2 separate regions of the Mus musculus genome follow, and region 1 is linked to region 2. The links are chromatin loops, found by intact Hi-C in ENCODE. Cell type or tissue: left cerebral cortex. All regions are shown on one strand.

Evidence for each region. Hi-C counts contacts between places; a loop is a spot of excess contacts. Peaks named below come from ENCODE experiments on the same cell type or tissue, not always from the same donor. Only the 100,000 strongest peaks of a DNase experiment are listed, where the experiment ranks them.
Region 1: it touches region 2 in a loop (2.4-fold over the local background); 2 of 42 quality-filtered maps call a loop at or near these places.

The regions. Positions count from the first base shown.
Region 1 is chr11:23,861,173-23,869,172 of GRCm38, reverse strand. Papolg (poly(A) polymerase gamma) reads left to right here. Exons shown (of 22, transcript NM_172555.2): 16 at 693-814; 17 at 1,047-1,216; 18 at 1,583-1,671; 19 at 1,755-1,975; 20 at 2,478-2,543; 21 at 2,706-2,762; 22 at 5,117-6,527. The coding sequence ends at 5,215. Among named protein-coding and RNA genes, the nearest start is that of Gm12061, 29 kb to the left of the region's middle. In left cerebral cortex, a CTCF peak has its summit at 3,881 (motif pointing left); a DNase peak (open chromatin) is centred at 2,527.
Region 2 is chr11:23,711,455-23,719,454 of GRCm38, reverse strand. Pus10 (pseudouridylate synthase 10) reads right to left here. Exons shown (of 18, transcript NM_028304.3): 11 at 7,130-7,255; 12 at 1,837-1,893; 13 at 803-879; 14 at 651-706. Among named protein-coding and RNA genes, the nearest start is that of Pus10, 49 kb to the right of the region's middle. In left cerebral cortex, no CTCF peak of the experiment used is centred here; no DNase peak of the experiment used is centred here.

The sequences.
Region 1 (8,000 bases), 150 kb before region 2:
TGTCTTCAGTGGACTTAAAATCTAAATGGCTAGACACAAACTACCTTAATTTTGGTAATACAACTGGTCTTTACCTGTTTTGAAAAGCACTAGAACAGAAATCTAGAGCCATATATCTTGGGATGCATCAAGGTTTTCCAGGCTTTGTAAGACAAATCTTCCACCTATACACTTTAGATTTGCAGATGCTGAATTCCCATAATAAAACAGGCTCGGGGTAGAAGGAGAAGTTGAATTGCATTTGGAGTTGTAGAGACAACTTAGAGATTTAGAGTTCTGGCTACTCTCCCGGGAGTCTTTCCCCAGCACACCTGTGTGTGTGTGTGTGTGTGTGTGTGTGTGTGTGTGTGTGTGTGTGTAAGAAAAAAGAAAAAACATTATCTTAGACTCAGACAAGTAATTATGAAGAAAGATTGCCTTTTTGAAAATAGTAAACAAGATTTGGAGGGAAAATAATTGCTACATATTTACTTTGTTAATAAGGGTTGTCTGTAAGAAAACTTTTAGATGATATACACATAGAACCAATCAATTCTTAAATAGTATTATAACACAATGGAAATTTTAGAAATATCTGTTCCCACAAGAGGGTGTGGTTTTAGTGGGGCATAGAGGTTTATATATTTCAGAAAAGGAAAACAGCTTGTGGTTCAGAAAGAAATTTTTTCTTTATCATATTAACATTTTTACAGTGTACAGGCAGGCAAACAATATAAATATGCTGAAGGATGGGATGAAAATTGAAGCAACTCATGTAAAGAAAAAGCAGCTTCATCATTACCTACCAGCAGAGATTCTTCAAAAGAAGAAAAAGGTGAGTGTGTTACTGTAACTCTCCACTATGCTTCCATTCATACCGTTGATCTTGAGACCAAATTTGAATTTTATACCTCTTCTAACCCTGTTTGGAAAGAGGATGTAGACAGTCAGTCTGAAATCTCATTTATCACAAAAATAATATGCTTTTGTGTTCTTCGGAACTGAAGGTAGTCTCTGTATTCTCATTTGTTTTTGAAACTCTAACAGCCTTTTTTCTCTTTTGGCAGAGTCTTTCTGATGTAAGTCGGAGTTCAGGGGGCCTTCAGTCCAAAAGATCATCTCTGGATAGCACTTGTCTGGATAGCTCCAGAGACACTGACAGTGGAACACCTTTTAACTCTCCGGTGTCTGCAAATAAGCCTTCCAACCCAGACAGCCCCACAGGAGAAATAGAAAGGTATGGGCCAGAACTGTCCTTTCAGTCTGTTTACTGAAGGATAATGAGAACTTTCTGTTCCTTTCCTAAAAGACCTGTTCTCATTATTCAGAGATTTTTCTCTTGCTAGCTACTAGTTTCTTGTTTAGGAATGCTTGACAGTTTGTGTAGTGCTGCAGGGGTTGCCCCATGATTAAGAACTTACGGAGTCGTGCTGTATAGATGGATGTACAGATTTTCTGCTTCACCACCTTATCTGACATTTTCTGTTCTTCTTGTGAGTAAGGTTGAAATACTAGAAAGAAGTAATGTTAAAATGTTAAAGGTGAGAGCTTTAAATCCATAAGAGGAAATAAACTAATACTGATAACTTTACATGTTTCCTAGGAGTAGTGCTGAGCCTGTGGCTGTGGTTGTGGAGAAGCTGCCAAGTGTCCCCCCAGCTCAGGGGCTGTCCATTCCAGTCATTGGTGCAAGTAGGTATCTCAGCTCCTGCCACTGCATAGTGACAATCCCACTGCAGAAATACTTGATCACTAAACTTGTTTTTGCTTTTCAGAGGTTGACCCTACAGCAAAAGCTGTATCCTCCCCAGCTGTGTGCACCATTCCTACTGTAGTAGGACGGAATGTTATTCCTAGAATCACAACACCCCACAACCCTGTCCAGGGACAACCACATCTAAATGGGATATCAAATATTACTAAGAATGTTACACCCAAAAGATCCCATTCGCCACCTACAGATGGGACTTCTAAGAGGCTGAAAGACATAGAAAAGGTAACATTATGCCTTCAATGGTGATCACGCCTTTTGTTTTGTTTTGTTTTGTAAGTTAAAATAATAGTAAAGAAACCAACAATTTGTTCTGTTTAAAAGTATTTTAAACCCTTAAGAAACAATAATTGTTCATCTCGATTTAAAATCACTGAGGTCTGAAGTCTGCTTGATTGGTATACATTTCTTGATTTACACAAAAACTAAGTAATTAGTGATGACCATAGTGTTCATACTGTTTTTTCTTTTATGTGATCTTCTCTGCTTCCAGTAGATGGTAATAAAATATATTTTGTTAGAATCTGAATGGATTTAACCAAAAAGATCACTTCAGTTGCAAAAATTAAGGGTAGCAGTTGAACTCAGTCTCAATTTAGTTGTAGTTAATTGAAGTCTTAAATTATTGTAGTTTCTGATGGTAGACTAATAAGCTTCTTGGTTTATATAGATTGTAGTATCTTTCCAGTTACATAATAGCAACTCATTTTTACTGTTTCTATTTTAGTTCATTCGACTTGAGTCAGCATTTAAGGAGTCCCGGGCTGCCGAGGATCGGAAAAGAAAACCAATGGTAAATGAGTTGGCGTTGTCTCAAACATGAGCTTAAAGAGCAGTAGTGTGAGAAATATAGAGGAAGTGTTTCAGTCTTCAGGTATTCAGGGTTCTAAGTAGGAATAAGTTTTGTATACAGAAAGAAAATTTAAACCTGTATTTTTAATTCTTCTGTTTTTAGGATTCGATTGGTGGAGAATCTATGCCTATTCCAACTATTGATACGGCACGCAAAAAGGTAATAGATGATAATATCTCTATGGGTAAAAACAAGTACAAAAAAATGTATTAAGAAACTAAAACTAAATCCAAGTATTTAGAAGACCGAGGCAGGAGGATTGCTTCAAGTTTAAGTCTAGCCTGAGCTACAGAGTTAAAACCCTGTTGAAAAGAAACAAAAACCTAGGATCAGAAAAGGATATGATTATGTCCTTGTTCTGAGAGACAGGCAATGTGGTTCATTAGGACTGCAAATGACAAATAGCTTATAGTTCTCAGTGGGCATTCCTCAAAGTCTAGAAAAGAGAAAATGAGTTAAGAAGACTTGTGACAAAGGATGGACCATCCAGAGACTACCCCACCCGGGGATCCATCCCATAATCAGCCACAAAACGCAGACACTATTGCATATGCCAGCAAGATTTTGGTGAAAGGACCCTGATATAGCTCTCTCTTGTGAGGCTGTGCCAGTGCCTGGCGAATACAGAAGTGGATGCTCACAGTCATCTATTGGATGGAACACAGGGCCCTCAATTGAGGAGCTAGAGAAAGTACCCAAGGAGCTGAAGGGATCTGCAACCCTGTAGGTGGAACAACAGTATGAACTAACCAGTACCCCCAGAGCTTGTGTCTCTAGCTGTATATGTATCAGAAGATGGTCTAGTCGGCCATCAGTGGAAAGAGAGGCCCCTTAGCCTTGCAAACTTTATATATCCCAGTACAGGGGAACACCAGGGCCAAGAAGTGGGAGTGGGTGGGTAGGGGAGCAGGGTGGGGGAGGGTATAGGGGACTTTCGGGATAGCATTTGAAATGTAAAGGAAGAAAATATCTAATAAAAAATTGAAAAAAAAAAGAAAGACTTGTGACTTACTTAGATTTAAATCTGTCATATTTATCTATGAACAGTTGTTTGCTCAGCACAGGAGTTTCTTACTAATGCCAGAGATAGCTGTTGTTATATAAATGGCTTTCAAATTTTAAGTTATTAGAATTCAAATATATTGGGGCTAGAGAGATGGCTCAGAGGTTAAGAGGTTAAGACTGCTCTTCCAGAAGTTCTGAGTCAATTCCCAGCAGCCACATGGTGGCTCACAGCCATCTGTAATGGGACCTGATGCCCTCTCCTGGTGTGTCTGAAGACAGCTACAGTGCATTCATATACATAAAATAAATCTTAAAAAAAAAGAAATCAAATATATTTGTATTTAGAGGAGCCAAATGTAGCACTGTATGCAGAGAATACCTTTAGAATGTGAGCTAAAAAGATTCTAGCATTGAATTTTAAAATTGACTCTGTGAAGCATTACCATTAACTAATAAACAGAATATTATTAGGCATGGAAAGCCAAGGAAGGAACTGTGTACAGAGTATGGGAGCCCTTCTCTGAGACTGTGTTTCACGCCTCCAAAGAGGAAAGCGCACTCCCTTATAATCAGCGTTGGCTTTGTCAGACCTTTTCAAAACACAGTAATATGTTTATGGACAGTTTCAGTTACAAAAGTCACGCTGTAAGACTGTTACAGAAATATTTACGAAATATGATAATCCAAGAAAATATTGGAGTGGATGTTAAAATACAAAACAGTGAATGGCATGACTGTGCTTTAAAGACTTTCAAGTTCGGCCAGGGGGTGATGCATGTTTTTACTCCCAGCATCTGAGTTCCAGACCAGCCAGAAAACATAGAAAGAAACATGTTAAAAACAAAACAAAAACAAAAAACTAGAATGATCAAGTGTGAGTACAGTTGTATATTGTCTGGTTTGCTTATGCTAGATGCATTTTATTGCCCTATTCTATCTTTTGTATGCCTGAACTTTTTACCAATCATTTACTTACTTGTTTATGGTGCTGGGGATTAAACGCAGAACTCCATGCCACACTAGTGGCCTACCACTGACCACATCCTCTGCAAGTTAACTATTGACGAGGTTTATATTGTTTCTATTACACAATCTAAAAGCTGATTGAGGACATAGCTCTCAGGGAGCAGATCTTCCTGTTAGTCCTCAACTTTAATCACCATCACTTGCTCAGTGTCAGTGCCCAGCTGTGAGAAAGAAGGGCTGAGTTGTTTACTCTTTACTCAGTGGAGACTGAGCTAGCCCTCTTCTCCAGCATCCTCCTCACCTTGCTGCTGCTTCTACTCTTCCCTATTGCTCCTCTTCTTAGTTCTGACTGTCTTAAAAAATGCCCAAGAGCAAAATGAATGAATAAGGGAAGAGGAAGGAGATGTCAAGCACACATGAGTGGTAGGAGCCATTATGGTAGGGTGTGTGTGTGTGTGTGCGCGCACGCGCTTTCTCTCTCACTCTCTAGAATTCAAGTGCATGGGCATTTACACACTTTTTTGTCTCTCTCTTTCTCATAGAGACTACCCAGTAAAGAACTCCCAGATTCATCATCTCCAGTTCCAGCAAACAACATCCGTGTCATCAAAAACTCGATCCGCCTGACCCTTAATCGGTAATAGCAGTGCCTCTTCACTTAGGTGAGCATGCGTCATGCAGTGCATCGATGGCAGCCAGTCTTCAAAGTAGAACCAGCTGCCATACAGATAGGTGACAGGGACAGTCGTCAGCCTAATGACCTAGGAGTGGTTTTTGAACTCTCACACTGGAACCCTGAGATGACGTAGCAGTCTCTCACTGGTTGCCGAGTCCACTCTGAGGATACCTGCCAGTAAATGTCACCTACAGTGTTATGGCTTTGCATTTTGAGGTTTTACTGCCTTAACTTTGGATGTTTGTTGTTTCTCTGTTATGGGAACCAGTTCTTGGTCACTTGGACTCTGATAAAAACAAGTCCTGAACTGTTTTGTTTGGTTTTTTTTTTTTTTGTTTTTTGTTTTTAGTGTTATGTTGTAATCATTGTATAGAGCTGAAAAAGTTAAAAAACAAACAAAAAAAAGCCCTTCTCTTGTAATTTTCCAAATGTTTATGTGTTTACTTTAGCATTGAAGCCACTTTGTGAAACCTGAGATTAATGAATGTGAGATATCTTTTCTGCTTCCTTCATTTGTGTAGATATCTATTTTGTTTATTTAAATTATTTTTTCCAAACTGGCACATGAATATTTAAACTATTTTTTGTGCTTTTGTCCAAATGTTGCGTAGTTACCAAGGAGGATTAGTCCAGTGACTGACTACACAAGAGTTGGGCACCATAAATGTTTTGCCTCCCATGGAGGCCTTCAAAATGCATCTTTATTAAAAATCAAACTATAACCAGGATACTGAAAGTCAGTATATGAATGGTGAAATTGTTACATATCTTACTATCTCATGGCATTCTTGTTAGCTGATTGGTATTTTTTACAGAGGAAGAATTCATTCTGCCATCAATGATAAGATCCCTTTAAGTATAGCAGACTTGTATTTTTGAAGTATAAAAGTAACTCAGCATGGTAATTGCTCACCATAACTCCCCACAGTCGCCAACAGTTTCTTCATGGATTAGGCATGCAGAAATAAGCAGTGGATTTTATTGAAACCTCAAGGCATTTCTGAATGACATTGTTACCAACCATTAATTGGCTCAGGACCTTTGTAGTTTTTATTTAACTATATGAGTTGTCTTTTTTTACACTGCTTTTTTCAGTGCATTTCTTAATATTTTTTAAGTTTCATGAATGCATGCTCAGTTTATGAAAAATCCACAACCATGTAATTCTTGTAATCTGTTGACTCCGTGTTTTGTAAATGAAGCCGTATGTATTTTCAGAGTATTTTTGTATGTACTGTAAGATATCATCTTTTCAAAGAGAAACTTTAAAACCTTTACTGTCTGTCTTTAATTTTTTAAATACACCTAATTAATATATTTAAAATGGAACGCGGATGCATAGCCAGGAATGCTGTGCATGCCACCTTCAGCTTTCACTCAGTGCTCATCAGGTGCAGAGGTGGGGGGTGGGGGTAGGGGGATGTACACTGAAGCTAGAGTTAGTGGAGCAATAGCAAACCATTTTCACTTGCAAACCTTTACCACCCATATTAAATTCCTAAGTTTTGATTGTCAGAGTTCTGTATCTTCCCTCTCCTGATCTGTGGGTGTCTGAAAGGCAGGTTATAGTGTTTAATATATACAAAAGAAAAATGGAAAAAATTTGCTGAAAGCAGATGGCAAGAGCTGAAAAAGAAGGGCTGTCCTGCTACCTACATTCTCTATCAAAGGCCACGGGGAGTCTCAGCTTCCTTGGCAAAGCTAAATGTTTGGGATTTGTTCTTCAGATACTCTAGAGTGTGAAGCTGAAGATTATGAGAGGACTGTCACCTGACTGTGAACCTACGAAGATGACTTGGTGTGGGGCCTGACTAAATCTTAGGTCTGAGAAAGAAGCCTATGGCACTATGGTAGCTTTGTTCTTACACCAAGAGTCCATTCACCATGGTTAGTAGTGCAGCACCAGAATCTACAAAGAGGGACTTACTTCATCAGCTAGTCTGGCAGCTGAGGAATTAGATGGGTCTGATATGGTGGGCTATTCAGAAGTGAAAGCTTCCTTCCCTGACTGGTAAGGGAGACTTCGTACATTTCATTACGATTGTAGGGGGTGTCTGGAACGGTTCCAAGTAAGTAAAAAGGTGTGGGATTTAGTTGTGTTTGCTGGCTGTTTTCACGTGCATAGCTGTAGCTAGAAATGTATTCTATAAAACCAAATAACCTGCAGCTCTTAGACAAATGTTCGTTTTCCTAAGGTACTGGACTTTAATCTGCTCATTTTTCAGAGACTGTTCTGGAGACTAACACAGGAAAACATACCCGGAAGCTTCCGCTTTTGAGAATTGAACCAATTTGAGGTAGAGAGTACTTGGTTTAACATCTTATAAAACTGGAAGAATTAATTTTTAAAGTTTACTGATGCTTAAAATAAGTCTAATTTTGTCTGAAGACTGCCATTCAGTTAGTAAAAGGCTTACTAATTTTGCAATTAAGTGAAAATGGACAGTGTCTAACTAACAGGCCAATTTTTTTTTCCACAGCATCCCCCAAAATCTCACCTTGTAACCTTGCTGGCTTAGATCATGCTGGCTTACAGCTTTGGGTGAGCCTCCTTCCTCAGCACCTGGCTTGTCTCTTGGTTTTGAAAGGGGAATTTCTGGCTTGAGGGTCATGAGTACCTGACAATCCTTTGGAATTGTGTATAAGGTTTCGTGCATTTTTCCAGTCAAAGGAAGTTAGCTTTCATCGGTTTCTCAGACTAGTCCATGCCCTCAAAAAGGAGGCTGAGGATTGAAACCATCAAGATTGAA
Region 2 (8,000 bases):
ATACAAATAGTATCTACTACTACTACCCTTTTTGTTTTTTAACGTAAGAGTATTATATAACCCAGGCTGGCCTCAAATTCACTACTTGGCTAAGGATAGCCCTGAATTCAAACCTTCCTGCCTTAACTTAGCAGTTAGTAGAATTACAGGTCTATATTACCACTAGCTACCTCTCTGCTTTGTAAAAAACACTACTACAACCATCTGCATGTGGTCTTTGATTGATACATACTTTCATTTCTATTGCTGATGTGATATCTAGAAGTGGAACAGCTAGGTCATATGATCATTGTATGTTTGAGCTTAGGAGAGACTGTCGAAGTGGCCACACTTTCAACCCTAGCAACACACAAGGCAGTTCCTCTATGTCTTTGCCAGCACTTGATACTTTCATTTTTTGGTGACAGCCATCCTCCTGGGTGTGGCTTGAACTTGCACAGCCCTTGTGCAAGATGCTAGGCATTGTTTCATGTTCATAGACTACTCATACATCCTCCTTTGAGAAAGGTCTACTTAATCATTTTCCCATTTAATTGGGTTGCTAGATTTTTATTTTCCTTAATAACGCTATGTAATTCCCTTACAAACATATGATCTTTGGAAACTTTTGAAAGAATACTTTTTGAACTCTCTAGCACATCCATCCTTACCTGGTGACAAGCTGCAAGTCACGGACTTGGATTTTGTCAGATGATTTATTAATTGTCTGCAGTATCGGAGAAAGAAAAACAATTACCGACTCAGTCCCGCTCAGTCGGAGCTCTGCACAAACACAGGCCTGGCGGAGCCGTGCAGCCCTTACCTGCTGGAGCTCCTTCATTTCTTGTGAGGTGAAATGCACTCGATGAGGATTCAGAAGTTCAACTGCAAAGGGCCTTCCTGGCAGCGCACACCCCGGCAGGAAACAGAAGCGTGATGACAGTTACCACCGGGCAAACGCGGGAGGTGTGAGAAGCAGGCTGAGCTCCAGGACTGAGAGCTTAGTGCAGTGTAGGGGTCTGAGATATACGAGTATGAGAGTAATAGGGCTTCTGGGGGCTGGAGCAAGGAGGCTGCTAAACCCATCCAGGCAGTGTGTAAAAAGGACTGCCTTCCCCAGAGGGCCTCACATAGGCTTGTGCTAATTACAAAACAAGACTTCAATAGCCACTAATTAAGTTGGACACACTGATGGAACTATCATCATAGAGAGCACTGCTCAGACACACCGAGGTGAGATCCATTCTCCCAGCCACTCTTCTAGTGACCCAGAACAACTGTGATCCTGTGAGGAGAAGGAACTGCAAATGTCTAACAGTTCAAAACGATGTCTCATCATCTTTCTTATAACTCAACAAGATAAAATAGGAAAGAAATGAAAGCTGCAACAGTTATTTTTAAATAAAGACAGATATTTTGAAAACTGGTCATCCCTGAGAGAGAGAGAGAGAGAGAGAGAGAGAGAGAGAGAGAGAGAGAGTGAGTGTGTGTATTTCTCTCTAAAGTTTGAGACAGGTTTTCTTTAGGTAGCCCTGACTGTCCTCCAACTAGATCTGCCTGCCTCTGTCTCCCAAGTGCTGGGATTAAAATTGCGCACCTGAGAAGTTCTTAAACGGAGTAACTAATAACTTGGAGGGAAAAAAATTACCTTCTTAAGGCACACACAATCATTACAACTTGCAGGCTTCCAGTAAGGAAGTCTCCAAGGAAATGACTGTTCAGACAAACACAGCAGTTTGCCAAGGCAGCTGCATGATGCACAAAGGTCCCCCATCTGTAGAACCTAGTCTTCCCTTGGCTTTAAGTGGCTGCAGTAAGCAAATGGGTTCTAACCAAGTGGTGCTGATGCCATCTTACCATTTCCTAATGTTCTCACGTCTACGTCTTCTCGTCCCGAGGATGAGAAATTAAAACCTGTAATAGAAAAAGATGAGAATCACAGAAGCTCTGCAATTCTTTATTCCAACCTGTGGTAGAACTCATCCCAGCAATCCATAGGAGGTAACCTCAAGGGCTAATGACCACCTCATCTCTAATCTCAATCTTGGCTAAAATAGACATAGTAATAATAAATACTACTCATCATATGCCACAAGCTGGGGTAAAAATATACACACATCACTTAATTCTTATTATAACTTCATGAAACATTAAATAAATGGACATTAAGCTTTGTAGATTTAGGCAATATTCCCAGTGTCAAACAATCCAATGGCAGAGCTACATATTTCTGATGTCAAAGCCAGAGTTTAGCTAGCATCTGTACCCCATCTCATGGAAAGCCAAAGCTGGGAGGAAGGCCCCACCTCCCTGGCCACTGGCTCTTGGCAAAAACTTTGTCTTTTTTCTTTCAAGTAAGCAACCCAACAAGAGCAATCATGCTGAAATTAAACTCTATGGAAAGAAATTGAGAAAAAGGTCTGACCTTTAAATAGCAAATTAATTATATAACAAACCCACCATGGAGCCATGTTCAAACCAATGCACAATCCAAGATGAACTTATCATCACAGACCAAACACTAAAAATGTCAAACAGGGAAGACAGTTTTACACCTCTACATAACAAAGCTCATAGATACGGATCAAATAGAAGACTTCACCTCCACAGCAGCCATTACTCCAGACACTTTAACCAGTGGTCATGGGTGTTCATTTTCCTTCTGAGGAAGGTGAAGCAGACAGGTCATGCCAAAAGTCACATCAGATTAACAAATGCAGATCTGGTAGTAAGACTGGTGGATCCGGCATACTGACACTTGAACCAATTAACCACCAGGTCATACTGGAACCAACAAGGCAGAAGCAGAAGATTGGATGGAGGACTGAGAGGGGCTGGGAGGCACTGGGAGCCCTGAGCTGTCTCTACACTGATGAACAAACATGGGAGACCATCAGAGTCCAGCCTCACAAAGGCACTGCTGCGTCCCCCCAGGACGTCTGCTGTGGCAATGCACTGTGCTTGATGTCACAGAGACAAAGGTAAACCAGGTGGACTCGTCCACACCCTCAGAGAGTTGCCACTGATGGAAAGTACGATGTGACACAGGGTAGACACAGGGTAGGAAACAAATGTAAGACCATCCCTGCACACACATTCCTACAAGCACAGTTCCATGGTCTTCTCCATGTTCTATTTACTGTTGTATTACATGTGTATATGTCTGTGTGAGATGCTGTGGGTACAGGCATGCGCCACAGTGTTCCTGTGGAAGTCAGAGGACAGAGTTAGCTCTCTCCTTGAACCAAGGGAGCTGTGGACCAGACTCAGACCATCAGTCTCAGCACGCATGCCTGCAGCCACTGAGTCATGCAACCAGCTCCCTTTAGAAAAGGTTTCAAACTTAAAATCTAAGAAAACAGATTGAATCCTAGATAGAACCTGGAAGTCATTTATGGAGAAAACCTCAAGACTGTCTTAAGTGTGTGATGAGGAGCAGCTGGGGGAAAGGCTTTCGTACGAGAGAATACATGCTTAAAATGGACTTTTCTAAACTTGAATTATGCCTTGCCTTGTCTCCTCTAATTCTACATGTGTTTAAGGCATCTCCTCAAAGGAAAGGTCATGTCAAAAGCAAAATGAAGAGCAAGGATTATCACGGCTCACTAAGTGGTAGTCCAGCTATGTGGTGGCTTTCAGACTCAGGCCAGATGGCTGAAGGCTTGAAGACCCCAGGAAGCCAAGACACAGGGCATAGACCACAGGGAATTGGTCCAACAACCATTTTATTCAGCAAATAAGGTAGTAAATGTAGTAATAGGGAAAAACTTCCTCGATTCATTGACTTTGAGAATGTGTCAACACTTAATACTTATTACCTACAGAATTAGCAGGTACATAACAGCATGGGCTAGTTCAAAGCAACTGAGAGACAAGTTTGTCTGCCCTCATTAAAAGACAGATGGCTGTGTATGAAGCAAGGCTGCTCCATCCAACACTGGTTTGTTGCATACACTGTCAAACTCAAGGAAATAACCGTTAAAGCTCATTTTCCCAGAGCCCTCAGATATGAACCACTGATCAGAAGTTACAATTCACCTAGCTGAGAAATAATGGCTGGCAAATGATGGTTATCAATCAGGGATTCTGAACAAGCTTATAACTGCCCACCACTACCACACACACAGGAGTCAGTCAGCATCCAGGTCCAGACAACTGAGCTCGTATCAATTTTTCAGTGAATACACTGAACATACAATTTAGTTTTGTTTATATGTTTGTTTTTGTTTGTTTGATTTTTGAGACAGGGATCGTGTACCCCTGGTTGTCTTGGAACTCGCTATGTAGATTAGACTGGCCTTGAACTCACAGACATCCACCTGTCTCTGCCTCCCAGAGCACTGGGATTAACTGTCACCATCACCCAGCCTGTTTTTGTCTTTTTTTTTTTTTTTGAGGTTTTTGTTGTTTTTGAGACTGGGTCCCACTGGCTGTCCTGGAACCCATAGAGATCAGACTGGCTCTGCTTCCTGAGTGCTGTGCTGAAAGTTATGTGCCACCATGCCTGGCCTGTTTTTTATTTGTTCCTTGAGACAGAGTCTCAGAGACCTCAGACTGGCCTCAAACTCATTATTTAGCAAGGATGACCTTAACCTTCTAGGTCTCCTTGGTCTCTAGGACTCCTAGGACACCTTCCAAGTACCAGGCCTGCACCACCATGTCCAACTGAGAATCAATCCCAGGCACAAGTGAACTATATCCTCAGCCTCACGGCTCTGTCTATGTTCAGTTAGGGTACAGTGTTTTCCCTCTTCAAGTGGAAAATGACCAAAAAAAAAAAAAAAAATTACCTTTATGAAAGCCTGAAAGGGGAGTTTCAAAGCCTCCAGCAACCCTGGAACCCTGAAGAAACTAGGGGTTTCTTTGGGACCTAAGTAGTCCAAACTGAAGATTCCAGAATAGAAAGGAAGCCAGGCAGCCCCCCCCCCCAACAATGTGAGCAAGACTTCTTTACTTTTTTCTTTTTGATGCAATGCCATGAACCAAAGTCAGACCTCAGTGCACACTGAGTGATGCCATCAGCTCAAGCTGAGCTTATTTTCAAGTCTTCATAACCCATATCTTGTGAAAAAATAGCAGTTTATAAATATTAAGTAAAAGTTCATAGCAATGCCACAAAGGTGTTTTCCTAAGTCTTCTAGGTCACTTTTCTCCATTCAGAAATGATGCCTGGCAGCTAGGAAGACAGCTAAGCCACGCTAAGTGCTCCCTGTAGAAGCATGAGGACTCTAGCTCGCAGACCCAGCAGCCATGTTAGCACCAGGAGCCCTAGCTGGAGAGATGGCTTTGTGGTAAGAGCACTTGCTGCTCTGAGCAGGACTTGAGTTTGGTTCCTAGCACCCACATAAGATAGCTCACAAACACCTAGAACTCCAGCTCCAGAAGACCCAATGCTCCTAAACCTGTGGGCACACACCCCACATATATACACATATACATAATTTAAAAAGGCTTTAAAGCAGTGAAGGGTGACAACATGCATCTCTAACCCTGGTGCTTGGTGGGTGCGCTGAACATGAGCAGACCCCTGGAGCTCACTGGCTAGCCTGGCTAGCCACCCTGGTGAGCTCCAGGTTCAGTGCCACTTTGTCTCATAAAGTAAGGTGGAAAGCAACTGTGGAAGAAATCTAGATGTGCTGGCCGATTGTGTGTCAACTTGACACAAGCTAGAGTCACCAGAGAAGATGGAGCCTCAGTTGAGAAAATGTCTCTGTGAGATCCAGCTGTAAGGCATTTTTCTCAATTAGTGATCAATACGGGAGGGCCCAGTCCCCCAACTGTGGGTGATGCCATCCCTGGGCTGGTGGTCCTAGGTTCTGTAAGAAAGCAGGCTGAGTAAACCATGTGAAACAAGCCAGTAAGCAACACCTTCCATGGCCTCTGCATCAGCTCCTGCCTCCAGGTTTCAGCCCAACTTGATTCGTGTCCTGCCTTCCTCTGATGGTGGCCTATGATCCAAATAAACCCTTTCCTCCCTAACTTGCTTTTTGGTCATGGTATTTTCATCACAGCAATAGGAACCCTACCAAGACAACAGCCAACACTGACCACTGGCCTCTACATGCGCATCCATACGCGCACATACAAACAGAAGAAAACAATGTATATAAACCTTTAGAAGGTGTGGGGTACAAGAGAGACGGCTTAGCAGTTAGGAATGTGCACTGCTCTTGCAGAGGACCTAAGTCCAGTTCTCAGCACCTATATGATCAACTCACAGCCCTCTAACTGCAGCTCCAGGGGATCCAGTACCATTTAACACTCAGGTGTAAGTGCCAATACATAAGAGTAAAAATTATAAAAGTAAAAAACAAAAGGGAGCTTACTCATATGACAGACAATAAATCATGAGAGATGTGGTCTAAAGCACCTGTTCCTAACAAGTCAAGGGCTGGATGGGACGGCCACTGCTCCACTAGACCTCCGCCTGACTTTAGAGTATGTTCCTAGGTGTTTCTCAGAGAGAAAGGCAGTGCCTAGCTGATCCATGAGAGGCCCCACTCCAAAGCCTGGCATTGCCTACTGCTTGAAGTTGTTTTTTACAGTTGTTTTTACAACTTTCCTTTTTATCTATTCCTACTATTTAAAATCACAAGACTTGAAGCTGCCTTTGACTTGCAGGCCTGTTGAGACAAGGAAAACATAAGCTTTCCCAGATCTGACTCATCCCACAAACCTGGCTCATTAATACCTAGGAAATGAAAACAAAATGCACTCCATAAAACCTCTGTAAACTGTTGCTCTTGGTCTTTTTCTCCAGTCCTGAACCTTCCTCCCAAGTTACTCTGTAGGTTAAGGCGCTAAGTACTCCTGAACAAGCACTGGACATGAGAGGTGAAACTTCTTCATGTTTCCCCAAAGAAGTTTGCCAAGATTAGCGATTAGTGCATTTGTCTAAAGCAGTCTTGGTTGTTTGGGTTTCCCAGGAGAGAGCAGTCACTGAGAAAGGACAGCTATCCTTGGCTCTGAACTAGAATCCAGCATGGGCTGGAAGCCCTGTGAACATGAACAGTGGCTGTTCAAGGGAAGCCTGGAGACAAGGAGCTCGGGCAGGCATAACTAACCAAATGGAGACATTTTCCTGGAGCCTTCAAGGCATCTTTGTGAGTGACAATGTATTTAACATTAACATGAGCATCTTAATACTTACTCTCTGCTCTGAATACTGCCAGAAGATGATCTGAAATTAATTCTTCCACCGAAGATTCCATTTTCCTTTCTCCATCAATTATCCAAGGAGTTTGTGGTAGATTCCTGGAGTATTTATTATATCTGCCTGCCAAAGAAGTATCAGGTAGTTGAATGGAAGGCTGTGATTAATGTATGAGGATTAAAAAGGGAAGTAACAACTATTTAGTAAGTTTGCTATTCTGAATGCTAGGATATAAAAGGAGGCCCAGGCCTTAACTAAGAAACAGTCTAACTTGGGAAGCCATCACATAAACATGGAGATAATTAAGTAAGATTTAAAGTAACAATAGAATAGTTAGCTTAGAAACAGAGAGACAGTGTATCAAATGACTGAAATAATTTACTAATGTGATTCACTGACTGAAAGAGTTACATGATACTATGAAACATAATGATCATAAAAAGACTGCCTTCCCAGATAACTGGCAATCATTTAAATACCATGGTCACTGTTGATGATGTATTACAGAGAATTAATTTTGTGAAAATTTTAAGAACTTCTAAGTTAAAAAAAAAACAAAACTCCCCAACCTCCTAACAAATTGTGACTCACTGCCTTATGAATAAGCTATAAAAAAAAAAAAAAGCAGCCACCAGAGGCAATCAAAAGTAAAAAAGCAATTTCATTTAAGCTTTTAGCTTTTATTTATTTATTTTTATTTATTTATTTATTTTTGCTTTTAGGTTTTATTATAAAGCAACTATAACTTTTGAAACAAAGCAAAAAACCTGTTTGCTATATACCAATTAGGAAAGTCAATACATTTTCTTTTTCTCTACATAAAGCTAAGTGTTTAGACACAGGCAGGATAGTGAAGTTAGTTTTGTTA